2 separate regions of the Homo sapiens genome follow, and region 1 is linked to region 2. Evidence: chromatin loops called from intact Hi-C (ENCODE). Cell type or tissue: heart left ventricle. All regions are shown on one strand. Each heading gives the region's core, and the rest is flanking DNA. Links, peaks and the distances in the headings are about the cores only.

What was found. A loop is a pair of places that touch in the nucleus more often than their neighbours do. Peaks named below come from ENCODE experiments on the same cell type or tissue, not always from the same donor. Only the 100,000 strongest peaks of a DNase experiment are listed, where the experiment ranks them.
Region 1: a loop joins it to region 2, with 4 times the contacts of the local background. A loop is called at or near these places in 1 of 110 quality-filtered maps.

Annotation. Positions count from the first base shown.
Region 1 is chr7:123,878,933-123,894,786 of GRCh38, forward strand. No RefSeq gene overlaps it. Among named protein-coding and RNA genes, the nearest start is that of SPAM1, 38 kb to the right of the region's middle. RefSeq lists an enhancer at 15,029-15,854. In heart left ventricle, for the core only: no CTCF peak of the experiment used is centred there; no DNase peak of the experiment used is centred there.
Region 2 is chr7:123,935,308-123,951,161 of GRCh38, forward strand. It overlaps SPAM1 (sperm adhesion molecule 1), which reads left to right. Exons shown (of 5, transcript NM_153189.3): 2 at 14,565-14,676. Among named protein-coding and RNA genes, the nearest start is that of SPAM1, 18 kb to the left of the region's middle. In heart left ventricle, for the core only: no CTCF peak of the experiment used is centred there; no DNase peak of the experiment used is centred there; H3K27ac peaks cover 277 bases.

The sequences.
Region 1 (15,854 bases), core at 2,673-10,672, 59 kb before region 2:
TAATAGTAATATATGCATATGCATTTTCACTTACCCATCCATTATAAGTAGTATCCGTGTTATTTCATAAACTTTATAGCTATTACTTAAAATCATTTTTAAGGCCACATAATGGTCTATCAACTAGATGTAACACAATTTAATTAACAATTTTCTGTATGCTGTGATTTTTTTTAAATGCCAAGCTTTTACTATTTAGTCACTTCATCAGAGAAAACTTTCCAGATCATCCTTCTAATTCATTCATTCACTCATTGATCAGTTTGTTTGTTAATCAATTTATTGAGCATTACACGTTAGTAGGTACTGCCTAAGCTTTGGAATACATCCTTGAACAAAACAGACAAAGAGTCCTGGCATCTTGGAATTTACGTTATAGCTCAGAGAAACATATTAAACACACAAATAAGCAATTTATATCATATGTTAGAAGGGGATAAGATTTATAGGAAAAAATATAGAGAGCAGAGTGGGGGAGGGAGGGATATTCTGTGTTTAGGCCTCATCAAGCAGGTGCCCATTTGAACGAAAACTTGAAAAAGGAGAGAGAGTTAGCCATGAGAATACTTGGGGGAAGGGTATGCCAGGCGCACAAATCAGCTGTTGCAAATTTGGTAGTGGGCCTGGTGTATTCCATTTTCTGTCGTTCCTTACTAGAATGTAAACTAGGAAAATGAGGACTTCACTTTGTTCACTGCTAGAACACTACTTGCTACAGTGTCTGACACTTAGTAGGTCTTCAACAAGTATCGTTAAATGAAGGAATTAATGAGTGATTCAGAAACCTGAATCGGTAGAACCTATAAATACGTTGTAATTTTTTTTTAACTCTGCACATCAGTAGTGAGTTATTACAAAGTTCTTCTCAAGCATTACTGTTCTATTTTTATCCTAGAAGATTAGCTTGTGAAATCACATATCCTCATTCCCCTGTGAAGAATTGAGACCTGGAGAGAATAAATCTCTTGACAAACTCAAATGGCGAGTTTGTAAAAGAGCCCAGTCTGTAATCCCAGTTGCTGAGCTTTCTTTCTATCATAACTTTGTCTTCCTCTTCTTGTAAATGAATCCAAATATACTTGTTCTAATTTTGAGCATAAATTTAATGCATTTTAACATTTTTCTTAATTTGGGCTGCTACTACTGGTTATGTTCAATCATTTCTCACATTTTGCAGCTGTAGATTACCTGTGCATTTAATTTGGCTCACTGCTCCTGGATAGGAAATCTACCTCCTACTCCGCTTGATGACCTCAGCTTCTTAGGATCATGGTAATTTTCCTTTACAGAAACAGCAAGATACCAGTCACTCTAATCTTTGGTGCTCTCCCTTATAAAAGGGAGATAATAATAATAATAATTTTTGTTCTTTTATACAGATTTAATGATATAAACTAGGTAACATAGCACAAAAGCTGACATATAAAACATTCTAGGAAATGTTAGCTGTTATTATGATGTACTTTCAATACTGGTTCTCATAAAAGTTGTGATAGGTAATATTATCTCTATTTTGAAGTACAAGAAATTATGTATAACTCAGAATAGTGAAATGACTTACTTAATATCACACAGCAGTTCCCAGGCTTTAAACCTTTACTTTTGAAACTTCAACTAATTTTCTTTCCATCAGATCTCCAGCAGAAACTATAGAAGACTTATTTGTACTTTTTAAAAACCAATTTACAAAGATATATAATTCACAAGTATAGTGATTCTGGTATCAGGCAGTCAGTGCTTTCTTTGACCCCTTGGAAGAAAAACTGTTAAATTAACTGGTCTACTAGCAATGTACCCATCTGACATACTCTAAGTATCTAAATTTTGTTTATTCATAAAGAAACCAGGACTCCTTAGGAAAATGTCTGATTCCAGGCCTATCTAAGACAGGAATTGCTCTAGATGAGTCTGGAATCTCTTCTTATAACATAAAGCAAGGAAGCTATCAAGGATTACTAGAATTGTATCAAAAGCACCCTTGAGTCAACTTAAAAGAGCCTCCCACTGTCAAACATGTGAAATTTGAAAATCACTGAAGAAATACTAACTGCAATGGGTTGAAATACATCAGATATATTTAAATCCATGAAGTCAAAATGATACTAAAACAAACCCAAAAATCTTTCATTGGCCACTTTTGAACAATATTAAGGAATCAACTCATTACTCTGAAAACTGATAATCAATCATTTATTCTGCATTTCCTACATAATCTGTACTTGAGGGTAACCAAATAGTGAAGGAGAGTAATTTCTTTTTATTCAAGCCAATAAACGGGGAAAGTATGATGTAATTAGAATAGAACAATTTTGTAACTTCTAATTAATGGATAGAGGCATTGACCCTCAATAGCTGCTAAAATCACAAAAAAGAGTCAACCAGACAATTATATACCACCTAGTTGAAGTATGAAACATCAACTAAGAATAATCCTTCCAGAAATCAAGCTGAAATTTGATCAGGCCTTTAAAATTTAGCTACTTCCGATGTTTTCAGCATGGTTTGGGAAAAAAAAATCTATCTACTAACTCAAGAAACATAAAGAATAAGGGAAAATGCTAAACAAGAAGTTAGAGATGACATCATCAAAATTTAGATCCTAGGGAATTCTACAGGACAAATAACTTGAATTTATCAACAAATAAGAAAAAAATGGCGAAGGAATCCATATGTATATCAACATGGAGCTTGCTAAATTATAGTACATCTGCATATTGGGGAAGTATTCAATTTTACAAAGAAATGAGGAATAACATCTCTATGCTAATCTCAAAAGATATCTAAAAATTATTTTGTTTAGACTTTATTTTGACTGCCATCTAATCATATTGAGAAAAACTCATGATCTCAGATATTAGAAATATATTTTTGGTCACATTCTAGAAAGACTTCCTGGAGACAGCTAAACTAAAGTTTCTTAAGCATGTACTGGGCCTGAAATTCTAAGGGTCTTAAGAATGTACTGGGTTTGAAATTCTATTACAGATAAAAAGCCATAAATGATTCAAGGAAATGATAATTTCATCAATAAAAGGAAACCAGGAGAAGCCATTTGAAGCCACACACAACAAATATAAAATCATATATGGTGCTGTTATTGTTTTTGAGATTTTGCTTATTCTAAACCTTGAACAGCAGGTCTGTTACAATATTATAATTATAAACTTATATGATAAAGATTTAATAATTGGAAAAATTAATTTTGTGCCAAAATGAATGTTAGTATTATGGTTTTCATTCCTACCAGAGAACTAAGTACATACAGACACTCTTACTTTTGTATTTAATGCTGATCTTAAGAACTTGGAAAAATCTGAATGTTACTGAAAATTCATATATGAACTGGACACTTTGTTCCCTCCTAAGGGCCCAGGAGCTATCAATTTTTTATTTCTAGTATCACTTCAATTGTACAAACTTAAAATGGGAGACTTTGTTCTCTGTTTCTGGAAAATGAAAGTTCTTGGGTTATCACTGGGACTACTTATTGCATTCGGCATTCTCTTCCACTAAGATACCTAGCATAGTGGTTAATTGTATGTGTCAACTTGACTGAGCCATAGACTGTGTTTATTCTGAGCGTGTCTGTGAGGGCGTTTTGGAATGAGGTTAACATTTACACGAGAAGACTGAGTAAAGCAGATTGTCCTCCCCAGTGTGGTGGGCCTCATCCAATCTGTTGAAGGCCTGAACAAAGGCAGTGTAAGGGAGACTTAAGCTCTGTGTTTGAGCTGAGACATTGGTCTTTTCCTGTCTTCAGACTCAGACACAGACTGAAGTTATGCCATCAGCCCACCTAATCCTCAGTCCTGTATCATTGAGTCTCCTGAACCTCCAGCTTTCCAACTACAGATCTTGGAACTTCTCAGCCTCCATAACTGTGAACCCATTTATTAGAGTAAATCTCTCTCTCTCTTTCTCTCTGATAAACACACACACACACACACACACACACACACACACACACACACACACTATTGGTTCTGTTTCTCGGGAGAATGCAGACTAATACACCAAGAAAAGTAATTTTCTGCTGTCAAATTTATTGCTATCCACAAAAGACAACAAGTGTTGCCAAGAATGTGGAGAAATTGGGGCCCTTGCTTATTGTTGGTGAGAATGAAAAATGAGGCAGCCACTAGGGTAAACAGTATGGAAGTTCCTAAAAAAAATTAAAAATAGAACTACCATATGATCTAGCAATCCCTCTTCCGAGTATTTTCCTAAAAGAATTGAAATCAGGATCTCAAAGAGATATAAGCCTCCCTGTGTTAACTGAAGTACTATTTACAATAGACAATATGTAGAGATAACCTAAAACTGTATCAACTTCTCATTACTCAGAATATGTACTTTCCAAAATGATTTATAAATATGACATTCATTATTGAAATATGTGCAGGAGTTAGAAAAACTGGATAATTGAGTTGAGCACATTATCAAGCATTTACTTTGTTTCTTGATGTAAGAGATACTTCTGATAGTTCTGATCAACAACATGTGTGTTTTTTTTAAGATATAAAACTTTGTCTAATGGCACCACATCAGCAGAGACTTTCTGCTTCTATTTTTTCCTAATGTTATGATTGTTAACTAGCATTTACCATCTAATAAGCTATTAATGTGTCACTGATTCGCACAGAAAAACCAGACTCATTTATTACTAAAACGATTGTAATCAGTATACCAAAATAACTGACTTCATTGCTTTCTATATTCAAGATCAAAGTGTTGTCTTATTTTTGAGTTTTCTTTGTGGAACCAAAATGCTAATTTATTCCTTATAAAGGCTTCAGTGTCAAAGGAGATTGCGTGTTTGAATGAAAATAGACGTATACTTCCTTTTAAGGAACTAAATAATGAAAAAGTTGAATAAGACCACTCTAGAGAAATTAATACTATAAATTTTGCTATACCCTCATAGGCCAAAGTCCTCAAAAATAGTTAATCTATCAGAAAGATATAACAATTCTAAGCATATGTACACTTAATATCAGATAACCAGAATATATGAAGCAATACTGACAGAAATGAAGGGAGATATATACAATTCAACAATCAAACAATCATAGATGGAGACTTAAATAATGAATAGAATGGCTAGGCAGAAGATAACTAGAAAACAAAATACTTCAACATTATAAACAAACTTGATGTAACAGCCATCTATAGAAAATTCCACCCAAATAAAAAAAGAATATGCGTTCTTCTCAAGTACACATAGAACATTCTCAAAAACAAACCGAATACTAGACCATAAAACAAATCTCAATAAATGTAAAAGTATAGAAGTAATTAAAGTATGTTCTCCAGTCACAATGGAATGATGTTAGAAATAAGTAGCATAAATTAATTTGGGAAACTCACAAATATGTGAAAATTGAACAACACACTCCTAAATAATCAGTGGGTTAAAGACATATCCCAAGAGAAATTGGAAAATACTTCAAGACAAATAAAAATCAAGACACAACATATGAAAACTTGTGTAATGCTGCTTAAGTAGTGCTGAGAGGAAAATTTGTAACTATAAATATCCATATTTTATAAACAAGATCTCAAATGAATAACCTAACCTTCCACTATAAGACAATGGAAAAAGGAGAGTAAGCAAAACTTAAAGCAAGTATTAATAAAAGGAAAAAAAATAAAGATCAGAGTGGAACTTAATGAAATAGAGAATAAAAAACCAGTAGAGAAAATCAAGGAAAACAAAAGCTAGTTCTTTGAAAAGCTAAAACAGAGAAACCTTTAACCAGATTGACATGGGAAAAAGAAGACTCAAATTATAAGAATTAGAAATGAAAGAAGGGCCAGCACAGTGGCTTATGCCTGTAATTCCAGAATTTTGGAAGGCTGAGGTGTGAGGATCACTTGAGCTCAGGAGTTCAAGATGAACCTGGGTAACATAGGGAGATCCCGTCTCTACAAAAAATAAAAAAATTAACCAGGCATGGTATGCACATCTGTGGTCTCAGCTACTTAGGAGGTAGAGGTGGGAGGATTGATTGCTTGAGCCTGGGAGGTTAGGCTGCAGTGAACCATGATCACACCACTGCACTCCAGTCTGGGTGAAAGAGTGAGACCCTGTTTCAGAAAAAAAAAAAAAGAAAGAAAAGAAAAAGAAAATAAATGAAGGAGAAGATATTACCACTTCTCTTACAGAAAAATAAAGAATTATAAAGGAATATTATGAATATTTGTATGCCAATAAGTTAGATAACTTAGACGAAATGGACAAATACCTAGAAAGACACAAGCTATTATTATAAAACTCACTTAATAAGACAATCTCCATAGACATGGAATAAGTAAGAGATTGAATATGTAAAAGCAAAATAAAGCAAAACAAACAAGCAAAACTATACACAAAGAAAAGCTCATGCCCAGATGGTTTCACTGGTGAATTCTATCAAACATTTAAAGAAAAATTAATACCATTTAAAAAGAAAATCTTTCAAAGTATATGAGGGAGGACCACTTTTCAACTTACTCTGTAAAACCAGTATCACACTCATACAAAAACCAGACACAAGCATTACAAAAAATTATAGACCAATATATTTTATGAATATAAATGGAATACTCCTCAACAAAATACTAGCCAACTACATCTAGCAACATTTAAAAAGAATTACACGGCATGATCAAGTAGAGTTTATCACAGGAATGCAAGTGGTTTGTCAGTTAAAAATCAATTGTCAATATAGTACACCATATCAATAGAACAAAGAACAAAAACGATATGATAGTTTCAATAGATGCAGAAAAGACATTTAACAAAATTCAACTCCCTTTCCTGATAAGAATACTCAAAAAAAAAAAAAGAAAGAAAAAGGATAGAACTCCCTCAATCTGATAAAAGGCACCAACAAAAACCCATAGCTAGCATCATATTTAGTGGTGAAAGACTGGTTGCTATCCCACTAAGAGTAGGAAAAAAACCCACCAAGATATAAGGGGCTTTTGCCCCTTGTATTTAACATGATACTGGAAGTTCTAACCAGGTCAATTGGGCAAGAAAAATAAGTAAAAGTCATTCAGATTGAAAAGGAAGAAGTAAAACGATCTCTATTTGCAGATGACATGATTTTATATACAGAAAATCCTAAGGAATTTAGAAGCTATTAGAATTAATAAACAATTATAGCCGGGTTGCAGGATAAAGGTCAATATGTAAAGATAAATTGTGAGCCATCTGAAATAATATTAAAAAGTCAATTTTATTTATAATAGCATCAAAATAAAATATTTAGAAATAAATTTAACAAAATATCAAAATTATATTGTGAAAACTACAAAACGTTGTTGAAAAAGTTAAAGAAGATAAATAAATGGAAAAACATCTGTTCATGGATCTAAAAGTTTAGTATTGCTAAGATCACAATACTTTTCAAATTGACCTAGAGATTCAACAGAATCCCTATTCAGAATCATCCCTGGATTATCTGTAGAAATTGACAAACTGACTCTAAGATTCAGATGGAATTTCAAGGAATACAGAACAGCTGAAACAATCTTGACAAAAAAGAATAAAGTTTGAGGTCTCAAACTTCTGAATTTCAAAATTTACTACCAAGAAACTTCAATCAAGTGAGTGAAGCCTAAGGATAAATATATGAATCAATGGAATAGAATTATGAAGATTCTATGGAGAGTTCAGAAGTAAACCCATGTGTCTATGGTTAACTGATTTTGGTTGAGTATCAAGACCATTAGGTGAAGAAAAGGATAGTCTTTTCTAGAAATGGTCTTGGAAGAACTGGATAGCCACATGCAGAAGAAGGAATTTGAACTCCTACCTCACACCATATGTAAAAATTTACTCAAAACATATCAAAGACCTAAAAGTAAGAGCAAAAACTATAAAACTCTTAGAATAAAACATTGGGATAAATCTCCATGACCTTGTATCTGGCAATGGATTCATAAACATGACACCAAAACCATGAAGAACAACAACTACAAATAGGTAAATTGAACTTCATTGATTAAAACATTTGTGCTTCAAAGGACACTATGAAGAAAGTGAAGACAACCCACAGAATGGGAGAAAATTTTTGCAAATCTTAAATCTAGCAAGAGAGTTGTGTTTAGAATATAAAGAATACTTAAATCTCAATAATCAAAACAAATAACCCAATTAAAAAATGGGCCAAGGAGTTGAATCAACATTTTTTCCAAAGAAAATAAACAAATTACCAATAAATACATAAAAAATGCTAAATATCATTAATTCTTAGGGAATTAAAAAGAAAGACTTTAGTTAACAATAACCTATTGTATATTTCAAAGTAGCTAGAAGGAAGAATTTGAATGTTTCCAGCATAAAGAAAAGATAAATGTTTAAAATGATGGATACCCCAATTACCTTGATTTGATTTTTACACATTATATGTAGCAAAATATCACATGTACTCTAAAAATATGTACCTCTATTTTGTGTCAATTTAAAAAACCTTCTATTATACAATGACACACCATTTCATATCCACTAGATTGGCTATAATTCGAAAGTCAGATAAAAAATGTCGACAAAGATACGGAGAAATGAGACTTTTCATACACTGCTAGTTGAATGTAAAATGGCACAGCTGCTTTGTTGAACTTCCTGGTAGTTCCTTTAATAGTTAAACATAGAGTTGCCATATAAGCTAGTGATAGATGCAAGAGGCAGTTAAAGGAACCTACACAGGGTCTTACCTGGGCATGCCCGCAACAGACTGGGGGCCTGCATGCACCCTGAAAAAATGGGGTGGAGCCACCAAGGATTTTCACCTTATGCAGCGGGAGAAGCCTAGCCTCTTCACCTTTGTGTGTGGTGGCCTGGTATTCACTCTATGAGTTGGGAGCCTGTTGGCAGGACCCCTTCTTTCTTTGCTGTGGGCTTTCTTTTTGCTTAATATATCTGCCCTCCTCATCCTTCAATGTGTCTGTGTGTCTAATTTTCCCTGGTCATGAGTCAAGAGCCTGGATTTTAGCTGAACTAAGGAGCAAAAAATCCTGCATCACTAGCATTTCCACCCTTAGGTATATACCCAAGGTAAATGAAAATACATGTCCATACAGAAACTTGTACATAAATGTTTATAGAAGTAGTATTCATAATAATGAAAAGGTGAGAACAACCCAAATGCTCATCAACTGATGAATGGATAAAATGTAATATCTTCATACAATGGAATATTGTTTGCCACAAAAAGGAATGACACATAAATACATGCTACCATTGGGGTGCAGAAAACAGTTCCTCAAAATATAGTGCTTGGGCATATTGAATGCTTTTGCAAATTAAAAGGCCTCAGAAATAAGCCTCAGAATTAAGATCCTTCTAACATTGTCTTGTTCCTCCCCCAACCCCAAGTACAGGGAACAATTTTTGACTGGAACTTCCTTATCTGACCAAGAAAGCTTATTACCAAAAGAAACACAATTACCTTCTATCCTCTCCCTGAAATCTCATTATCTATTGCAGAAAAGAAGACTGAGGAATGCAACCACAACTGAATGGACTTTTCCACAAGATAATTTCTGCCTCTTGGACCCATTCAAATTCCAAAGAGAATCATTTAGAAATTAATTTGTCTCCCTAGTTCATTCATTCTCCCTAATTATCATGTACTACCACTCAAAAGAATTGTCTACATTTCCCACTTCCTTTCTCCCCTATGAAAAGGGTAAATAAACTTTTGTACCCCATTTGGAGGTTAGGCATGTTAATAAAATGTGTATGCCTTTTCTCCTCCTGCCTTTTGTCAGGTAATTTTCGGTAAACTTTCAGAGGGCAAAGGGGAAGTTTGCCTTTCATCCTTACAGTCTGGTACTGTACACTTAGTAACAAATCACTCTGTTCATTCTGAGGGCTATGAATGGGATCTTGGGACAGTTGACAAAAAGCCAGAAAAGAAAGGTAAGAATTTGTTTTTGTTTTTTTTTAACCAGGTAAGTTCTCCCAGATAGCTGCCTGTGGTGCCAGATCAAATAAAGGTAGTAAGAGTATTTGTCTTTTTCCCTCCCCAAATTGGGTTAACAGGTGGGGTTTGGGGAAGGGAGTATGAGAACTAGCTCACTTATGAAATAAGTTAATTGTCTATATTTAACTTTTTAGAGAATTCTGTCTTAAACCCTTATCCTATCGGTATCTATGAAAAGATACAAAAAGAATATGGCCTAAAAAGTTCCCTTGGCAAGGTTAATAAAAAAGAGAAACAAAGCAGAAATCGGATTTAAAACAAAGTTAAAATATTTTGTACACTCAAACTGGCTTCCTTGAATTCCCTGAAAAGTTTGCAATGAAGGACATTCCATTTTGTAATCTTGTAGTTAAAATGCCATGTTTTTACCACAATGTCCTGGGTTTGATTGCCAGTCAGGGAATCTGTCGCTTGGAAACGTAAGTCCTTTAACTTGGGAGAAGAAACGTTTATTTAAAAATTGATTTGATGTTTGTGTTACTCTTGACTTTTGGGGTACCCATTTGTTATTAATCCTTTTCCCTTTCGTTTATAGTTTTTGATTTCCTGTCTTCTGTCTCTATGAGGCACATAAGGCTTTCAGGCCTTTTTGTGTAGATCAGATGAAAAGCTGGGACCCTAGAGAATATGGCTGGACAAAAATGTGGCTTGTACCCACTTTGTGACTAGCAAAACATTTCTTTATTTGAGCTGTCTTTGGAGGTGGTTCTGGATCTTTTGAGAATGGCATTGCACCTCCTTGGACACACCTCACACATCCTTGGTTGTTTAGCTGTCTTTGGGGTGGTTCTGCATCTTGTGAGGATCATTTTGCACCTCTTTGGAGATATCTTGTGGTTACTTGGTTAAGTCAAAACCTTGGTTAAGACTTACTGGTTTTGGTGAGTCACTTGGAAAGTTATCTATGGTTTAAAAGAAAAAGGTTCAAAAGCTAGTAATATTGGCTGTTTTTCCTGGCTAAAATCTGATAAGATATTTGAAAAGATGTTTTTAAGAGCTGTGTGGTCAAAGTCAGCTTAATTAAAAGCTGATATTTGGCCGGGCGTGGTGGCTCACATCTGTAATCCCAGCACTTGGGAGGCCGAAGCGGGCGGATCCCCTGAGGTCAGGAGTTCGAGATGAGCCTGGACAACATGGTGAAACCCAGTCTCTACTAAAAATATAAAAAAATTAGCTGGCATGATAGCGCATGCCTGTAATCCCAGCTACTCAGGAGGCTGAGGTAGGGGAACTGCTTGAACCCGGGAGGTGGAGGTTGCAGTGAGCCGGGACCGCACCATTGCACTCCAGCCTGGGCAACAAGAATGAAACTCCGTCTCAGAAAAAACAAACAAATAAAGGCTGATATTCAGGAGATAGCCAGCTAGCTAGATATGCCTTTCTACTCTTTCTCTTTTGGATTATGTTTCTCTCCTGGGAACTTTTTTTTTTTCAGTCAACTAAACCCCTTTTCAATTATGTTTGATCCTTGTTTATCTCTTTTCTTATTGATGTAATTTTTACTGAGAAAAAATGTAAAGTTTCATTGGCCTTCTGGAAAGCTTAACATCGTCTCAAATTGGGTCCTCTAAGACTTGTTCTCTCATTTATTTCTACTCCTTCTTTTTTTTTGCTACCATTTATATTACATAAATCTATGTTACATTTAGTGACCCTGAGATCCTTGAGGAACACAGTAAAAGCCACCACATATCCCCTTTTCAGGGTCTTTTATTTTCCTCATGGAGTTCCAAGCATTATGGGCAGGTCTCTCTCAGGTCTAAAAGCTGTGCTGTCTCTCACATTAAGCATCTCTTTGGTTTTTGAGCGTAGCAGGGGCTAATATGTATTGTAAGAGCACTTGAATTTTGGGTATGTGATGGCTGGCAAGTCCCTGGCAAAGCTGCAGTTTTGAAGGTGGGCTGATAGTGGTTGCAGTGAGTGGTTATTACTGTAGATGGCTACTCATTTCTTTGTGCATTTAGATGAGAAAAGTGAGGGTTGTACACTTGAAGACTGTAGAAACACTTGCCATCAAGCTATAAGGCTCCCATGAGGGATGAGCTGATTAGAGTGTGTTGATTGGCATGAAGTTGTCCTTGCAGTGAGGTGCACTGTGGAAGCATTACACAGTCCAGTCCTGTGGTGTTTTCTCTTTGTGGGGACCCAGGATTCAGTGTAAACGTGAGATTCTTGATTTCTGGAGATCTGGATGTTCTGCCTTCCAGCTGCTCCTGCTTTTCACATATGTAAGTGTTAGGTCCTAAAAACTGCAAATGCTTTGTTGGCCTTACTTGTTAATGCACTTCTTGAGCTCAGTGATTCAGTTAATAAATGGAAGCTAAACCTAAAATCCACCTATATAACTAGATTGGTCTCCAAAATATGACTTTCCTGCCACTCAGCTGGTTATTTGGAAAGGTTTCTAAACTTTCTCTAGGTTAATCTATGTTTCTTTGTAAAATCCTGTAGTAAATTCCTATGATTTTGTTACCTTGATATCCACTTTTAATCGTCTCTAACACAGCCAAATTCTCTCTTAAAAACAACTTAAATTCTCTCTGTGTGCTTTGAGATATAAATTTACCACTCTTTTTTCTCCAGTACTAGGTAAGGATTTCATTCCTGTAGGACAGATCAACTTTAACTGGTTCCATTTATAAAGGTACAGTTTAAATCCATTGTCCTTTTAACCTACTCTGTTTTACTTGTTTCATGGATAAAAAATTAAAATTAAAGCTCTTGCATTTTTACATTTGTCTGTCTTTATTTCTGTGTATACATGTTTACATGTCTATCTTTATATATTTGTCTTTATATGGTACCAAATTGATAGACATAAATCAGTACTCATAAATTAAGTAAATAAGCCCAAATGCTTTGCAAGTTCATGTAACTTTAGTAATCTTTCATATATAAAGCTAGTTTTTAAATTATTTAGATTAAAATGTTTATAAAAATTTAGACACTTTTGCCTGAGCCTACTGGTCAGACTAATTTATTCTGTCTCTGCTAGATTTTTAACATCATAAAACTATTGTTTATGAGATATTTTTGATAGTTGCCTAATTTGTCTATAAGCTTATGTCTTTGGTTTTAAGTCTTTAGGTTCTGGGGTATAGACAGGAGACCACAGTTAGACCTGGAAATATATGTGTGTCTACAGTGCCTGGGTCATTAGCTGCAGTGCATGGCCAACTCCAATATGGCCCCGTATTTCCTGGTCCAGCTGTGTCTTCTGACCATTTTCAGAGGGATTGGATCCTACAGGCATTGTCTTTAGAGCTCTGTCCTCTGTCCTAAGTTCTGCACTTGATACTTAAAAATTAAAATTACTGGCCAGGCGCAGTTGTTCACACCTGTAATCCCAGCACTTTGGGAGGCCAAGGCAGGTGCATCATCTGAGGTTGGAAGTTTGAGACCAGCCTGACTAACATGCAGAAACCCTGACTCTACTAGAAATACAAAATAGCTGGGTGTGGTGGCACATGGCTGCAATCCCAGCTGCTCAGGAGGCTGAGGCAGGAAAATTGTTTGAACCAAGGAGGCAGAGGTTGCAGTGAGCTGAGATCGCACCATTGCACTCCAGCCTGGGCAACAAGAGCAAAACTCTGTCTCAAAAAATAAATAAATAAATAAATAAATAATTAAAATTACTTACTTCTTTGGTTTTTCAATAAAAATTAGCCTTACTGAGAGTTAACATTGAAGTTAATATATGTAATTAAAATTACTAGATATAGAGAAAACAATTCTGTATATGAAATATACAAAAATGTAAGATGTTTTTGATAAGTTATAAAAGGATATAAAAATGTGATTTTTCTTTAAAAAGTGATTTTCTTTCATTTAGAGGTTGTTTAAAGGTTGTTTTAAATCAAAGAAATAAAAAGTGATAGATAAAACTGAATATATTTAAATTGATAAAAGAAAAAGAATTAAAATTTGTAAAAGATTATAAAAGGTGTATAAAATCATGTATGTTCAAAGATGATTCAGATGGGATACATTTGTTTATAAGGTTTTGTTAAAATTAGCTTTAGTATTAATAATGTGCTAGTGAAAAGGTAAAATTTGGCTTTCTCTTTTAAATAAGATTGTCATGTAATAGTAATAAAAATAGTAAAATACTTTTGGAAGCCTTTTGATTATAAAGACAAAAACAGCAATAAGTGGGGAGAGTTTGCTTCATGTTGTCTTTATTCTTTTGATTGGTTGGTTGGAAAACTGAGTCTCCTGATATGGTTTGGCTTTGTCCCCACCCAAATCTCATCTTGACTTGTAGTTCTCATAATCTCCACATGTCGTGGGAGGGACCTGGTGGTAAGTAATTGAATCATGAGGTGGGTTACCCCCATGCTATTCTAGTGATAGCAAGTGAGTTCTCATGACAGCTGATGGTTTTATAAGGGTTTTTTCTCTCCTTTGTTCAGCACTTCTCCTTCCTGCAGCCATGTGAAAAAGGACGTTTGCTTCCCTTTCCACCATGATTTTAAGTTTCCAGAAGCCTCCCCAGCCATGCTGAACTGTGAGTCAATTAAACCTTTTTCCTTTATAAATTAGCCAGTATTGAGTTATATAACTTGTAAAGTATGTAAATTATACTTGGCTAATTAATAAATTAGCCAAATTAGCTAATATGTCTTTATTAGTAGCATGAGAATGGACTAATATACCTCCCTATCAATGAGTAAAGTTTTTTTGTTTGTTTTATTTTGTCTTTTTGTTTTTTGAAAATGTTTAATTATCACTTTAGCTAAATAAATGACTTATTTTACAGTGACCTGCAATCCTATTTTTCATCAAGTTTATTAAACTTTTTATATTTGACAAGCTTCTCAAACTCATATTTCAAATTCTAAATTAAGTCTTTTTGACCTTGAGCCAACTTTTGAACATTTCAAAAAGAGACCCCATGATATGGTTTGGCTCTGTGTCTCCACCTAAATCTCACCTTGAATTGTAATCCTCATAATCCCCATGTTTCAAGGTCAAGACAAGGTGGAGGTAATTCGATCATGGGGGCAGCTTCCCGAATGCTGTTGTTGTGAGAATGAGTAAGTCTCATGAGATCTGATGGTTTTATAAGGATCTGGCATTTCCTCTGCTTGCACTCACTCCATCCTGCCACACTGTGAAGAAGATGCCTGCTTCTCCTTTCCCTTCTGCCATGATTATAAATTTCCTGAGGCCTGCCCAGCAATGTGGAACTGTAAGTCAATTAAACCTCTTTCCTTTATAAATTACCCAGTCTCTAGTATTTCTTTGTAGCAGTGTGAGAATGGAGTAATATACCCTGGAAGTCCAAGAGAGACATATTAGGTTTACTTGTTGCATATGAGAGACATTGTCAAATAAGAAAAGACATTTAACCTTTTCTTGAGTGGATGTTATTAATATGTGCTCTAAATTATAAGATATCTAAAAAGTCTGATATGTCTTGGTATGTATTATCAGTCATAATTATGATTACTATGTTAAATTACTGTAGATCACAGAAAAAGTAACCAAATTTATTTGCCAATTGTATCTTTAACCATGGCTATACTAGGTCTTTTGTAATCCACAGGAAATTACTATCTTACTTTGATTCTTCTAAGAAAAGTGGTTGGGGGGAGGAGCCAAGATGGCGGAATAGGAACAGCTCCGGTCTACAGCACCCAGCATGAGGGATGCAGAAGACGGGTGATTTCTGCATTTCCATCTGAGGTACCCGGTTCATCTCACTAGGGAGTGCCAGACAGTGGGTGCAGGTCAGTGGGTGCAGCGCACCGTGTGTGAGCCGAAGCAGGGCGAGGCATTGCCTCACTCAGGAAGTGCAAAAGGTCAGGGAGTTCCCTTTCCTAGTCAAAGAAAGGGGTGACAGACAGCACCTGGAAAATCGGATCACTCCCACCCGAA
Region 2 (15,854 bases), core at 5,694-13,693:
TGAATCCTTTCATAAGCATTGTGCTAAGTGTTTTATATACATTATTTCATCAAAATTTCACAAGGGACCTATGAGATAGTTGCTTTATTGCCCATATTTTACAGTTTAAAATACAAACAAAACTAAAGCACAGTGAAGTGAAATAGTTTGGGCAAGATCACATTGCTACTACATTGAGAAACCAGATTCTAGGCCTGTTGATCCTAATCTAGAAAACTAAATTACTTAGTCCAGTAGTTTAGGTATTTACAGACATTGCTTAAGGAATTCTCAGACAGATAAGAATTCTATTCTTGTTGCTGAAGAGATTAAAGAGATTAAGTAACTTACTAAGGCTAGTTAATTAGAAAGTGGCTGCCCTTAGGATTTAAAACCCAAGTGTGTCAGCCTCCAAAGTTTTTGGGTATTCAAGTGATTTAATCCATTCCACAGTTAAAAAATACATTTTATGCTGTTACTCAGTAGACATACACATACAAATATATAACTGATAGAAAAGGTTCATAAAACAATACTCACCCTTATTCATGCAATGACACTCTGGTACTTCTTATTCTATCCTAACCTATTTTATCCTATCCTATTCTACACTATTATAGTCTATTTTATGGGTTTTTTTTAAAGGCTTATTACAAGCAATTAAATTTACTTTATGACTCACTATAGGTTGTGACCTTCAGTCTGGAAAAAAATGCTAGGTATAGGCTTACTTAATATCATTTTCTTGTATTACTGTGTTCTCAACTACTCTCTGTTGTGCTTAAAATGAATTGGACTACTTAAGTGAAATTTAGTTGTGGCTTTGTTGTAAGACTAACAAGTTCATATGCCTGCTGCACAGTAACAGTGCAATGCACTGAGACAGCAGTGTTTGCAGCAGAGAAAGAGTTTATTGATTGCAGGGCAGCCAGGTTAGGGGATGGGAGGAGACTCTCAAATCCATCTCTTCAAGGATTCCTGGGATGAGGTTTTTAAGGGGATTGTGGAGGACAACGGGCTGGAAGATTAGGGTTATTGATTGGTTGGGGTAAGAGGGATGAAGTCATTAGGATGTGGAAATTTTATTCTTTGGTAAAAGGAGACGAGTTAGCTCCTCATGGGGTCCCTCAGACCAGCTGGTATCAGTAGTTTCACTGGTACACAGGACTTAAAAAACATCTCAAAGGGAAAACTTACATTTAGTAATGTTCAAGTTGTCATGTAGAGCAGTTAGGGGGAATTGCAATCTTATAGCAGTCTACGTGATTCTGCAGCAACAGGGAAACAGTATAAGGAAGTGGGTCAGAGAGCAAGCTAACCTAATGTTTAATGCTGAGTGTGCTGCAGGCTTGGTTTATCTTAGTTCTCCCCCTCCCTTCTTCCCTGATAAATTCTATAAAGTTTATGGGAATGGTTTCACTCTGTAATGCTCTTTCTAAATAGATTTTAGCTAGAGATGGTCTCAGAGTGGAGGGGCTGACTGAATTCTGCTGCAGAAGTGTTGTTTTAGCTCTCCAATTTCCCTTTTAATGAGAAGCATGTGATCTCTATGGAGGCAAAACACCAGCAGTGTCTCAGTTTATTGGTGGAGATAAAGGGACAATTGTAAATACAACTTGCTCTGAGTTTCTACAATTTGAAATGAATTTTGCTATGTATAACTCTTCCTCCTCCCACCTCACCTTTCTTATTAACCACATTCTTTACAGAAGACTTAGATTATTGTTATTACCCCCAAGCATCTCTGTATTGTCTAAATCAGTATCCATGGCAAATATTTCTTTAATGTTCTTAGGCTAGGGGTTTACAATCTCTAAATTTTTATAGAGATACCCCTAATCTAATTGCATACATTGGCTTTTATGGCTCCCAAAATGTCAAAAGGAATCCTCTCCACACCTATTACAGTTACCTTTCTCATAGTTCGGAATAAATTCAAATGAGCCATAATAAGCAATATTTAATAATGTTGGTAGTCCAGGGGAAATAACTCTACACTTTAGAGTCACATAGCTTCTTAAAAAAACACTTCAGGCCGGGCGCGGTGGCTCACGCCTGTAATCCCAGCATTTTGGGAGGCCAAGGCGGGCGGATCACAAAGTCAGGAGATCGAGACCATCCTGGATAACATGGTGAAATCCCGTCTCTACTAAAAATACAAAAAATTAGCCGGGCATGGTGGCGGGCGCCTGTAGTCCCAGCTACTCGGGAGGCTGAGGCAGGAGAATGGATTGAACCCGGGAGGCGGAGCTTGCAGTGAGCCGAGATCGCGCCACTGCACTCCAGCCTGGGCAACAGAGACTCCATCTCAAAAAAAAAAAAAAAAAAAAAGACGCTTCATAGGTATCATTTTACTCATTATCCCAGCATTCGTGGAATTTAGATAGATTTAGGAATTACTGATGTATTTTTAAAGAGTTAAGTGATGCTTAAAGATTGAATAATTTGGATCTTCCAGCTTTGGTATAATAGAACTACAAATGGAAATAAAGCCTCAATTCTTTTCTGGATCTGAGTTCCTTAGTCTTTTTAGACATGTGTTTCATCAGCTTCCACCTCCCATGGGCAGATGGAAGACAGTAAGGATAGAAAGTAAAAGGTAAAAAGTGAATGTGAGAAGACAGAAAAAAAGTCATTGTCAAGAAAGACATTAATAAATGTTTCTAGTGTTGTTTTGTGGCACAAGTATATTCAAATCTTGTACCATATCACATTAGTTAGAAAGAATGGTGGCAGTTGGTGCTGGGAAGATGTTTGATTGCCTAAGACTTTAGTTATAGTTTTGCTGTCACAAAATGTGCTTTTTTTTTTTTTTTCCTTAAAGAGATGGAGTCTCACTGTGTTGCCCAGGCTAGAGTACAGTGGCTGTTCACAGGCATGATATGGGCACAGTGCAGTCTCAAACTCCTGGCCTCAAGTGATTCTCTGGCTTCAGCTTTCCAAGCAACTGGGACTACAGACACATACCACCATGCCTGGCTGTAGAAAATGTGTATTCTTAAGGTAGACTTCAAGACATAGCTTTTTAGGAAGATAAATAATAAGCCACTTACCACTCTGATAAGATTTTTAAACAAGTCACCTATCCTAAGGAAAAATTCAGTCTGCATCCTAAGTGCTCCATTTAGAGGCTTGATATCTCTATAGGCATCAGATGCCTTAAATAGATAAGAGGAAACATACTTGTTGCATTATCTTTTGAAGGTGAGCTAATATATATTTATTGGCATTTATCTTCAGCATTGGTTAATGTGCTTAGTTACAATTGATGTGATTGGGTCCCTATTGCCTTTGGACAAAGGTGTTTTCTGTTTGTGTTTGACTGTAGTGGCTATTTGGATCTTTAATACAATCCCATATGTAGAAGATTTAGTAACTATGACTTTGGCAAATCATAGAAATAAAACCCAAAAGTCATCTGACTGGTCGAGAGAAGAGAAACACTGGTTATTGCTAATAGACGGTTAATTGCAAACCCATAGCCCTCATTATGGTTATTATACTTTTGTGAACTTCATTACGTAATGCACCAGTAATAATAAAGGTGTTTGTCATTCTTCTTAAACTTCAGCCTAACTTGGTACTGAGCCCTTTGCCTTAGTGCTAGGCAGCTGAACCACTGTAATCGCAGAACCGGGATTGGTCCTAGGTTTTTTTTTATAGTGGGATGTTGGATTGACTGAAAATCAATTATCACTGATCTCAGCCTGGGGTTTAAAAAGAGACATTTGAAGAGAGCATCCTCAGCAAAGCTATTATGTTTTTAATTAGCATCTCGCATTTAGATGATCTTCAAGTCTTTTTTTTTTTTTTTTTTGAGACAGGGTCTTGCTCTGTCGCCCAGGCTGGAGTGCAGTGGTGCGATCTCGGCTCACTGCAAGCTCCGCCTCCCGGGTTCACGCCATTCTCCTGCCTCAGCCTCCCGAGTACCTGGGACTACAGGCGCCCGCCATCATGCCCGGCTAATTTTTTGTATTTTTAGTAGAGACGGGGTTTCACCATGTTAGCCAGGATGGTCTCCAACTCCTGACCTCGTGATCTGCCCGCCTCGGCCTTCCTAAAGTGCTCGGATTACAGGCGTGAGCCACTGTGTCCGGCCTCAAGTCTTTATTCAATTACTTCATTTCAATCATATCTGGGTGCGTCAGCCTTACGCTTGCCTACGAAAGACATACTAGTCTTCTGAATAATGCTTGTGTTCTGTGGCTTCTGGATGACATGCTTGGTTTTTCTTTGAATATTTTGACTTTAAGTTTCATCATCAGCCATAATTTTGAGTTTACTTAAACTCAAAGGACATCAAATTCGTTTAGTTAATTAACTAATTAACTAATTTAGCATGCACAAGAGGAGAGACAAAGATTTTCTGCTAATCAAACTCTAATCAGGCTCATTTGTGCATTATTTTTGTCTAAGTTTCAGACTCTGGGCTTGGGTGTCCTTCCTTTCAGAGTCCAGTTCTAGCAAGAACCTGCAAGTCAGTTTAGCAAGAATTCCCCATCTTCTATTTCAGATTACTCTTGGGGGTTCCTCATCCTCCGTCACCCCCCAGGAGATGTCTGATCACCCCGGCCAGCCTTCAGTAAGAGTACTGTTAGGTTGTTTTCACCAGAACCTGCCTTACCTGAGATCTTTCCTCTTAGTAATTTTCTATCCTGCTGATCCCCACCCTGCCGTTGGCTACAAATTATCACTTTTCCTTGTTGTTTTTGGAATTGAGCCCAGTATTATACTGAGGTTTTGTTTCCCCTATTGCAATTGTTTTTTTCTGAATTAAATCTGTTTTCACTGCTGTAATTACTGCTTACTTCTTTTTTTTTTGACTGCACTGTGGCTTCTGATTGGTGGATTTAGTTTGTGTTTGAACATCTTCATTTTAAAGTGTCACCATTGGTCATAATTTTGAGTTTAGTGAAATTTAAAGTATATCAAGTTCATTTATATAATTTACTAATTAACTCACTTAGCATGCATCAATTGGGTACCAATTGATGAGTGGCTCTGAAAATTGAACAATAAACTAATCCTAAAATTAAAGGTGTATTATATGCATTCTTTAATAAGCTCTGAGACCTACAAAGATATTTTGGACATAAAATGTTATTCACATTTTTTTCCCCAAAGGAATTATCTTCCAAGAATAAGATGAATTATTTTCTTATTTTTAATACAACATAATTAGTATTGACTTACCATGCTTTTTTTTTTTTTTAATTTTAAGAGATGGGGCCTCACTTTGTCATCCGGGCTGGGGTGTGGTGGTGCAGTCACAGCTCACTGCAGCTTTAAATTCCTGGCTTAGAATGATTCTCCAACCATAACCTCCCCAGTAGCTGGTACTACAAGCTCATACCACCATGCCCAGCTAACTTTTTTATTTTCTATTTTTTTAAACATGGGGGTCTTCCTATGTTGCCCAGACTGGCCTCAAACTCCTGGCCTCAAGTGATCCTTCCACGTTGGCATCTCAAATCTCTGGAATTACAGCCATGAGCTATGGTGGTGCTTGAACCTATAATGCATTTTTAAAATGTGAAAGTACTAATATTTCTTATAACACATCAATGTAAATATTGAGTCAATGCTGAAGAATTCAATATTTCCAATTCATGTTAAATATTGAGTCAATGCTGAAGGATTCAATATTTCCAATTCATGTTTAATGATTGTGATTTTCTAGTCTCTTACATATATTAATTCCTAATTACACCATTACAATAGGACAAGTTTACTGTACAAATTGGACATGTGTGAGTTATATCTCTATGTTTCAAAAGAGTAATTAAATAAAATTTTATTTTGGGAACTGCTCTTGAAGGATTTCATTATTTATTTGGCTCTTCTTTTTCTCCCTCCTCTCTCTCTTCCCATCTTAAAAAGCAGGATTCTGTAAACCAAAAGGTATCTGAGACAGGTCTCAAAACATTTAGAAAATTTATTTTGCTAAGGCTATGGACACACCTGTGACACAGCCTCAGGAGGTCCTGACAATGTGTTCCCAAGTTGGTCGGGGTGCAGCTTGCTTTTATACATTTTAAGGAGATGTGAGACATTAATCAATATGTGTAAGATGTACATTGGTTTGGTGTGGCAGGGCGGGACAACTTGAGGTGGGAGCTACCAGGTCATAAGTAGATAAGAGACAAAAGGTGGCATTCTTCTGAGTCCTTGATCAGCTTTCCATTGAATATACAATTTAGTCTGGCTCAGTAAATCTGCATTTTTACATAAACAATAGGACAGAGGAAGCAATCAGATATGCATGTCTCAGGTGAGCCTCAGTGGGCTGACTTTGAGTTCTGTCTGTCCTTTGTTCACAAGGAATTCCCTTGTGGGCAAATTGTGCGGGAGGTATGTAGCTTTTTACCTTTGTATCTAGCTCATTTAGGAATAAAATGGGAAGCAGGTTTGCCTGACATAGTTCCCAGGTTGACTTTTTCCTTGGCTTAGTGATTTGGGCGTCCTAAGGTTTATTTTTCTTTCACATTCTCCCCTTTTCTTTTAAAAGTCTTTCAGGAAAAGCATTTTAGAAGAAAATGGGTCCCTGGTGTCAGGTTTTGTCTCATCCCTTGTGGCTAGGGCAGTTTATTCCTAGACAGGTAGGTCCCACATTATTAGTAAAGCTCATTTTTAGCAGGTTGTGAAATCTCACATTCTACAGAAAGAAAATAGGGAGAGGAAGGGAGAAAAACAACAACAAACGAAGAAGTGAGCAATACTGGAAAATTGATATAGGCACTATTACTCTGAAGTCTATGAATCAGTAGGCTGGTATGAAAGTGGTTTATGTATGTAAATAGGTTGCTGTTATTTTCTTCTAAAGTTTAAGTTGTCTAGCTTCAGTTTGCAGGACTTTAAAAAAGCACAGCTTAATTTTTAGTGATTTCAAATCAGGAAAAATGGGGAAAAAGAGGAATAGAAGAAAAAATTTAATAGATTATTTTGTAGACTGGTAGTCAGGAAAAATTTTAGAATTCAGTCCAAACTATAAGTTCAGTCCAAATAATAAAAATTGAAAAATATTCGGCAAGACTAGAATCTAACAACAGGTGTACTACAGTTATTTACTGCCTCAGAGACCTTTTTTCTAAACTGTAGCTTAAAACAAAGGTCTCTGAGATAGTTTGAAACACATTTTTTCTTTCTCCAGTCCTATTTTCACTAAAGACAAGTCAAAGGACAAATTCAGCTGCAAAATAAGTTTTAGTCTTATTATACTTGGCCATAGTATATGCATAAAATCAGCAAGAATAATTGTTTCTTTTTTAAAAAATTGGCTTTGCTGAAACTTTATTCCATAAGGATTCTCAGATTTGACTTTAATGCCTTAAGCCCAGCCTGTGCCTGCAGATACCTGTATTAATGGAGTGAATTCCTCACCTCAAGGTCCCAAGGAACCTTGGGGCTCCTGGGACTGTCAGAAAGTGACATTCTTTACTTACCACAGGTCAGCAACCTGTGCAGGGACTGTGTAGACAAGATATAAGATCAGCTTTCTGAAGGGGCTTTTATTGCCTCTTTAATTCAACTTTGATTCCTTAAAGGAGTCTGTATCTGAAAGAATTCCATTCCAGTAAAAAACCTTGGTAAAATAACTAGTGTCTACAATTATGTCCTGTTACAAAAGAAAACAAATTCTTATTACACTTATGCAAATAACTATATTGCTATAAGTTAAGCATACTTGCAACTAGTTTCCAAATTTTGGAGAAATCATGTAGAGAGAAATATGCTCCAAATTTTGTTTGTAGGAGTATACTTTACTCAATTATTAAAAGCTGTAAATATTTCAAAAGAAAAGTTTTTCTTACCTCTGATAAACAAAGGATCAGCAACATTTTAAGCAAAAAGTAATAAAAGGATTTATTTCAGTCTTCCATGCGGTTTAGTCTATGCAGTTAACTCCTGTTCTGCTTGATATTCATGAACATTTCAGCTCTCTTTAAGAATCTTGGAAGTTTTCCCTCTATTCTAGTGTCACAATCTCCAAAGTTATCAGAAACCTGCCTTCAAGTGCACCCGTCAGAATCCTATGCTGGTTATAATGCCACCTTTTGAAAAGGATAAAAATAAAACTGCAGATGACAAAAGTCTTAGAACAGTCATAGTTAAATACACAATTTACAAGAAAATTGGTTACTTCTGTGGCATACAACAATTTCACATAATAATCATAATTATTACTGATAACATATGCTAAGATGTATTAGAAGCACAGGAATTTCATACAATTTTGGAACACAAACTAATTACACATTTATGTAAATATAATTCAAAGAAGGTTAAACATTTTTTCATATTTGACAATACTTCCTGTATGATTTTATTATATCAAATAAACCAAATATCTCTTATAAACTTTAGGGAACTAATATCAATAAATTTATGAGGACCAAAATTAGAATTTGATTTTGGAAAGTGTTTCAAATATAAAATGTTTAGAACCCTTGATATCACAAAATAGGATTACAGTCATTGTAAAGTAAGTCATTTATTTAGCCAAAGTGATAACTCAAAGATTAAAAAAACGAAAGCAGAAACCTTTATCTTTGAGAGAGGAGACCAAACAATAAGCCTTAATAAAGACAGAATGAAGTCAGTTAAATATGTCTCTCAAATCTTATAAACTGCCTGTAAAACTTTAATTATCTTGACCATAAGATATAATTTCCATAAGCCTTTTTATAACCTTTATAACCTTTTATTAAGAAGTGGGTTAATTCTCCAAGAAAACCTTGTTAATCTAACACAGGAGTCCATATTCTGGTCTTGCTTCAGCGTGCCTTCAACATTAATGGTTAATTTATAGAGAAACTGAACTTATTTTTTCTCAAAATCAGCCCTTATGATCTCACATGCCTAGCTCTTCTGCTATAGTCCCTGGGCCTTGAATTGAATAGTTTTAGTTTCTGGCCCTGTATCTCATGAACACAGTTTATTTTGATTGGCATCTTCTACTGGGTCTGAAAATGAGGCTTTAACTGCTGTCGGTTTTTAAGATTTAGCAAGATTTGGGGTCCTTTTTAGACTCAGAAGTCAAAGCCCTGTACTCAATGACACAAGGACTGTAAAAGCACCTGCAGAAAGTTACACGGATGTAATAACCTTAATTAAATAAAAATTTAATCTCAGTTTTTTTCCTAAGCAAACCCAAACTTAGTAATAATGACACAGAAATTATTTTGATAAAATGTAAAATCTGTTTGTTAGGCCCAGTTACCAAAAGGCAAAAGAAAAGAACTTCTGCAATGTGACTGCTGCTCCCTGTGGGAAGTTCATTTAGATAATCCTCACGTCAGACCTAATGAGAATGGCACTTGAATTAATTAGCCATAGGAGGTGCTTCCTGAGCAATTTAAAGCCAAGAGCACAGAATATTATGTTGGAAGAAAACATTTCCTTTAGACCTTCAAGATAAAACATTATTAGCATCAGGCCAAAACAATTATGACCCAAAGAAAAAACTTACAGTAGCTGAAAATGAATTGAAGGACAGAGCTATAATTTCAGTCCTTTTAAAAGGGGAGAGAAACCTGAAAACAATGAGACACAGTAAAAGTTGAACTTTGCATAAAAAAATTATAAAGTCCTGTAATTTTATTAAGAGTAAAGCAATACCTTAAGAAAATCTCATTATTCTAACCAATTATTTAGTGTATAAGTGGGGTTTTAAAAATATTAAATATAGACAACTTGATCATATAAAATTTTTTTTTCTTTTCATAAACCTTCTTATTATGACTTACACAGACATTGGGCATGGTTGTCCTGAACATCCCTCTTTCTTTAACAACCAGTCATTTTATTTTAGGACAAAAATTTACCATATAAGATTCTTTTGCATGTAAAATTATTTTTCTTTAAGCTTTCTTACCAAAAATACCTCTTTATTTCTATAACTTTCTTTACATCTCTCTTATTTCCAGGTTACTCTTACCTTGTTTTATACATAACCTTTAAAAAAGTTTGAATTAGACAAAAAGTATTCTTCTTTTAACATTTTGGGAGGTTAATTTTGGGAGGAAAGGCAATGAAGAAGATTCTTCAGAATGCACCTCTGAATTAGAATTAGGATACTAAACAACAGCTTCCTAGGAGGAAAAAAAAAAGTGAAGAACACTTCCAGTAACTGTCCTCAGCCAGCTTTAACTTTGTTAGTTTTTGTCCACCATTACACATGCCAAGGTCAAATCCTCTCTCAGTACAAGGTAATCTTTGGTACCCTCTAAAGCCAAAGAGGTCAGGTTATGCAAATACAGGAGAGCAGACCTTTAGACCTAAGAAGAATCTGCCCATCACTCTTGAAACTCTACAAAGAAAACAGAACACCCCAAAAAGGGGCAAGAGGTGCCTGTGTTCTGAGTTCTTTAGGGGGTTTGAGTCATTAGAAGCCTCTTTAGATTTTCCCTGGTATTGAAGATGGTGAAAGGGGAGGAAGGAATAGGGTGAAGAAAAGTAAATGAAAGAACAGTTGTTTTTTAAGACAGAAAGCAAACACAGAAACCAAGCCCCTGTTTTTTTTTTCCCCTTTCTTTTGTAGCTATGAGGAATTTCAGCTAATTCAGACAGACCTTGTTCCCCATAATTTGTAATTCTTATTCAGATTTGACCAAGTCAGGTAGAGTTGGTCAACTCTGGGACCAGAGAGAAAGACCAGAACAAACAACAAAAAACCCCAACAGTATGATTACTGAACACTCTAATGGTAAGGAGAATTAAGACCAGCTGACTGTTAATCACAACTTTATCCAAGACAAAATCCCAATTCAGCTACTTACCAAGGAGTGGGTCTCAGGCTGAAGACAGCTCTCTACCATCCTAGAAGCAGGAAAAAATTCAAACTGGAATTCCCTGTTGGAAGTGAGCTCAAATTACAGAGAGGATTTACCTGCCTTCCATTGTCATGAAAGCAGAAAAACTTGCCTTCCTTGTTGGAAGCAAGTAAAACTCAGAAAAAGAGTTGCACAGCAAAATAAACGTTAGATCTCAACCAAATTTTGGGTGATTGGGGATTCTCTGGAGGGAGGGAAGCTTCCAGGCCTCAGCAAATCGTCCTGTTGGTTTGGGCCATAGAAGCTCAAGCTGGTACCAAGCCCAGTTGGAGATCTGTCAAAGGTCCAGGAGCTACCTCCATGCAGAGTCCCTTCCATTGGTCACCAAATTGTAAACCAAAAGGTATCTGAGATATGTCTTAATACATTTAGAAAGTTTATTTTGCCAAGGTTAAGGACGTGCCTGTGACACAGCTTCATGAGGTCCTGACAAATGTCCTCAAGTAGGTTAGGGTACAGCTTGCTTTTATGCATTTGAGAGAGACATGAGACATCAGTCAGTATGTGTAAGATATACATTGGTTTGGTCCAGCAGGGCAGGACAACTTGAGGTGGGGGGCTTCCAAATTATAAGTAGATAAGAGACAAAAGGTTGCCTTCTTTTGAGTCCTTGATCAGCCTTCCACTGCATACAAAATTTAGTCTGGTTCAGTGAATCTGCATTTTTATATAAACAATAAGGTAGAGGAAGCAATCAGATACGCATGTCTCAGGTGAGCCTCAGTGGGATGACTTTGAGTTCTGTCTGTCCTTTGTCCAGGAGGCATTTCCTTGTGGGCAAATTGTTTGGTAGGTGTGTAGCTTTTTTGAATTTGTAGCTAGCTTATTTAGGAATAAAATGGGAAGCAGGTTTGCCTGACATAGTTTCTAGGTTGACGTTTCCCTTGGCTTAGTGATTTTGTGGTCTCAAGATTTATTTTCCTTTGAAAACTCATAAAAGTAGTATTTTTCTATCATAAAAAATATCCAACCTGTTTTATCATTTTGAAAATGTTAATTTTAATTTGTTTTGTTAATTTTTAAAGGAGAAATTATTTTTCTTTTATAATAAATGCTGTATTTTCTTGAAAACTGTTCCATGAAGTATATGCTTCATTTGTATTACACTAGAGAAATATGTTATTAATTTAACCAAATGCTGAGCAATAAGTCCAGGTGCATGGCTCAAGCCTGTAATCCCAGCAGTTTGGGAGGTCGACGTGGCGAGATCACTTCAGCCCAGGAGTTCCAGACCAGCCTGGATGTCATAACAAAACCCCATCTCTATAAAAAATTTTAAAAATTATCCAGGTTTGGTGGTGTGCGCCTGTAGTCCCAACTACTTGGGAGGCTGAAGTGGGAGGATCACTTGAGCTTGGGAGTTGGAGGTTGTAGTGAGCTAAGATGGTGCCACTGCACTCCAGCCTAGGCAACAGACTGAGATTGTGTCTCAAAGATTGAATTTGCTGAGATTAAAACACCACACACACACACACACACACACACACACACACACACACACAGACAGGTTCACACACTAACATTTCAAAAGATTAAATCTTCCTTTAATTGACTGGGCAAAGGGCTGTCTTTTCTCACCCAACAGGTTAAATACTGCAGAGCTAATAGATTGGAGTGACTTCTGACCTAGTCACATCTTAAAGGAAAACTTTTCAGTTTTTACTTTAAAAGTAAGTTGCCTTTGTTCTTTCTACTGCATAGCTTAGTAGGAAAAAGCAGGTACTGTTTTGTAAAAAAAGATAAAAAGTTCTGTAATGTGCCACATTTTGAGCAGTTTCTTCAGCCTCAAGAATCTCTGGCTTGTTCAAAACATATCTGGGTGACACTGGGAAAGTTAAGACGAGGCTGGAAAGAACCAAAGGAGAGGAATAATTTGACAATAATAATAAAGGGGAAGGAAAAAAGAGTTGATGAAATTTCACCTAAAATGGGATTAACTTATCTTGTTGAATCAAGTTATCTATTTCTGGTCAATATATTTATAAAAAACAATAGTTTAAGAAGTTTCTTAGAAAAAAAATCTTACACAAAAGCTCCTTTCATTCGTGAAAATACTTGTAAATATTTTTGCTTTAGGAGAAAATATGTGCTTTCAGGGATATTACGCTGGTCTCTTAAAAGTTTCCTTAAAATTCTTAGCTTGGAGTCACTGTTACTTGTAACTGGAGGTATTAGTCAGCCTTTGGGTTGGACTTATGAACTATGTACCTTGGAAATGCCACACAACCTACCAAATGTGATGAGGATACGAGGGCAATCAACTTGGGGCCTACCGCTCATGTGGAAATTTGCTTTTCATTTTTCATGTTAAAGAATGATTCCCACATTATGTACAGAAGTAATTTAGAACACTAAAATTATCTCAGTATCCTGAGGCTTCCTGAGGCTGGAGGCCATTTTCAGTATTGTAACAAAGTTTAGTAGTTTTGAGTGAGGTCTGTAGAGAAATGGAGACTGAGGAGGTGCCTTGTGAATGACTTAGATTTGGGACTCCCTTTGGTCCTCCCCCTTTGGTAATGTTATGGTTTGCTTTCACCAAAGTTATAGTCTTGCCTTTTTCAATATTTGTCCATATTTCTGAATTTTTAAAAATATTTATGATAATAATTTATATTCAAAATCTATAACAATTTTAATGGTAAGAGGATTGTATCTAAATTCAGTTCTTAATTCCATTGAGATAATATATACATAAACTCACAGGAAATGGGAATTCCAAAAGGTAGATTCTGAAGGCAGTGTCTTGACTGACTTCTATATCTGTTATGATTCTCTAGAGAGAAAGCATTTATCATGGAAATAAAGCGTTTGTTGTGGAAAAGAAGAGCTGAGGACTAAGCCAAGAAATTTGGCTCTTTTTTTTTTTTTTTCCTGTCTGATACTCTCCTCTCCTTACCTCAAAAATCCTAATCTTCCCATAACATCATGTTGTATACCTTAAATATACTCAGTAAAATTTATTTGAAAAAAAATTTCTCAATCATCAACTCCTCTTCCTTGTACAAGAACAAGAATCCCCTGTACAAGCATCCTGGTAGATAATGTGTGGAGAGGTTTATGGTTATTTGTCTTTCCTCACTGAAGGGAAGCTGAGATTCAAGTTTGTTCTGGCAAACTATTTTCTAACATTAAAATTGTATTTGTTTCCACTTTTTATTTGAGAAACAGTATGATAGTTGGATGAAAGAAAATTAGAAGATCAGAAATACATAATGGACACTCAGAAAATACAAATATTCTTTCATATTTTTGAATATTTTTAATTCCTTAAGCATGCACTTACATGTTTTTGTATACTTCAACTGTGTGTATTTTTGTATTTTATTTCACTTTGTATTTTAGGCAAACTTATTTACATGTTGCATCATTATCTTTGTAACTAGTTCTGATATCTGCATACATTCTTTCAGGATGAAATACCGTATTTAAGCATTTCTTATCATTGGTATTGCTTATCAATTGGGTATTGAATTTGCTTTTTATTTTTTTTCATTTCATAGATGCTACAATACATAGTGGTGAATACTACACATGTGAATATCTACACGTAGCTACATAATTTTTATTACAAAATCATTTTGAACTTATCCTTAGACAAGGGATTCCTAGTTCAAAGGATTTAGCTAGCATGTGTTCCAGTGATAAAACGCCTTTACAACAGGAATAAGAGCTTAAGTAGAATTTTAGATATATTCAGAATTTTAAGTTTCTAAATCTATTTTGAGAGAAAATAATCTTTTTTTTTTTTCAAAGGGATGCTAATGACTAGCCAATGCTCTAGGAAGACATTGAGACCAGCCAACTTCTTGCCTTGATAACTACTGAAGAGACATTGGGTGGCTGGATTTTGAAAGCAGACTTCTGGGTAAGTGTCATTGTTTGGGTTTGGGGGATAGCAAAGACTTAGCAGAAGTGCTTTAAGAAGGAATTATCTGCACAATGAGCAAGGAAGACACTTAAAAATGCAACTTTAATAGGTGTAAATTGAATATAGAGCTTAGGAATACTAGTGGAGAGATAAGGTCAGGCATTATTACCTGGGGTTAAATTAGTTAAGATTTTCCGGGAGGATAAGGTTCTCTATTAGGGTACCTATGTATTTATTTTTTATTTTGTAATAGTATCTTTTTCATTAAAAGACATTTAAATTTAATTTTATTTTAGATTAAGGGTTACATGTTCAAGTGTGTAACATGAATATATTGCATAATGGTAGGGTTTGGGCTTCTAGTGTACCCATCACCCAGATTGTGACCAATGTACCCAATAGGTAATTTTTCAATCCTCATCCCCCTCCCAACCTGCTCCCTTTCAGAGTGCCCAGTGTCTACTGCTTCCATCTTTATGTCCATGAGTACTCATTGTTTAGTTCTCATTTAAAAGTGAGAACATGCAGTATTTTTCTGTGTCTGAGTTAGTTCATTTAGGATAATGACCTCCAGCTCTATCCATGTTGCTTCAAAGGGCATGATTTTATTATTTTTTTATGGCTGCATAGTATTCCATAGTGTATATATACCAAATTTTCTTTTTCCAATCCACCAATGAGGAACACTTAGGTTGATTCCATGACTTTGCTCTTGTGAATAGTGCTACAATGAAGATTTGAGTGAAGCTGTCTTTTTTATATAACGATTTCTTTTCCTTTGAGTAGATAGCCAATAGTGGGATTGCGAGGATGATTGGTAGTTCTATTTTTAGTCCTTTGGGAAATCTCCATGCTGTTTTCCCTAGAGGTTGTACTAATTTACATTTCCACCAGAAGTGTATAAGTGTGTCCTTTTTTCTGCATCCATGACAACATTTTTTTTGACTTTTTAGTAATAGCCATTCTGACTGGTGTAAGATGATATCTCATTGCAGTTTAGACTTGCATTTCTCTGGTAGTTAGTGATGTTGAGCATTTTCTCATACATTTATTGGCCTCTTGTATGTCTTCTTTTGAAAAATGCCTGTTAGTGTCCTTTGCCCACTTTTTAATTGGGTTGTTTGTTTTCTTCTTCAATTTCGTTTGAGTTCCTCATAGATTCTGGGTATTAATCC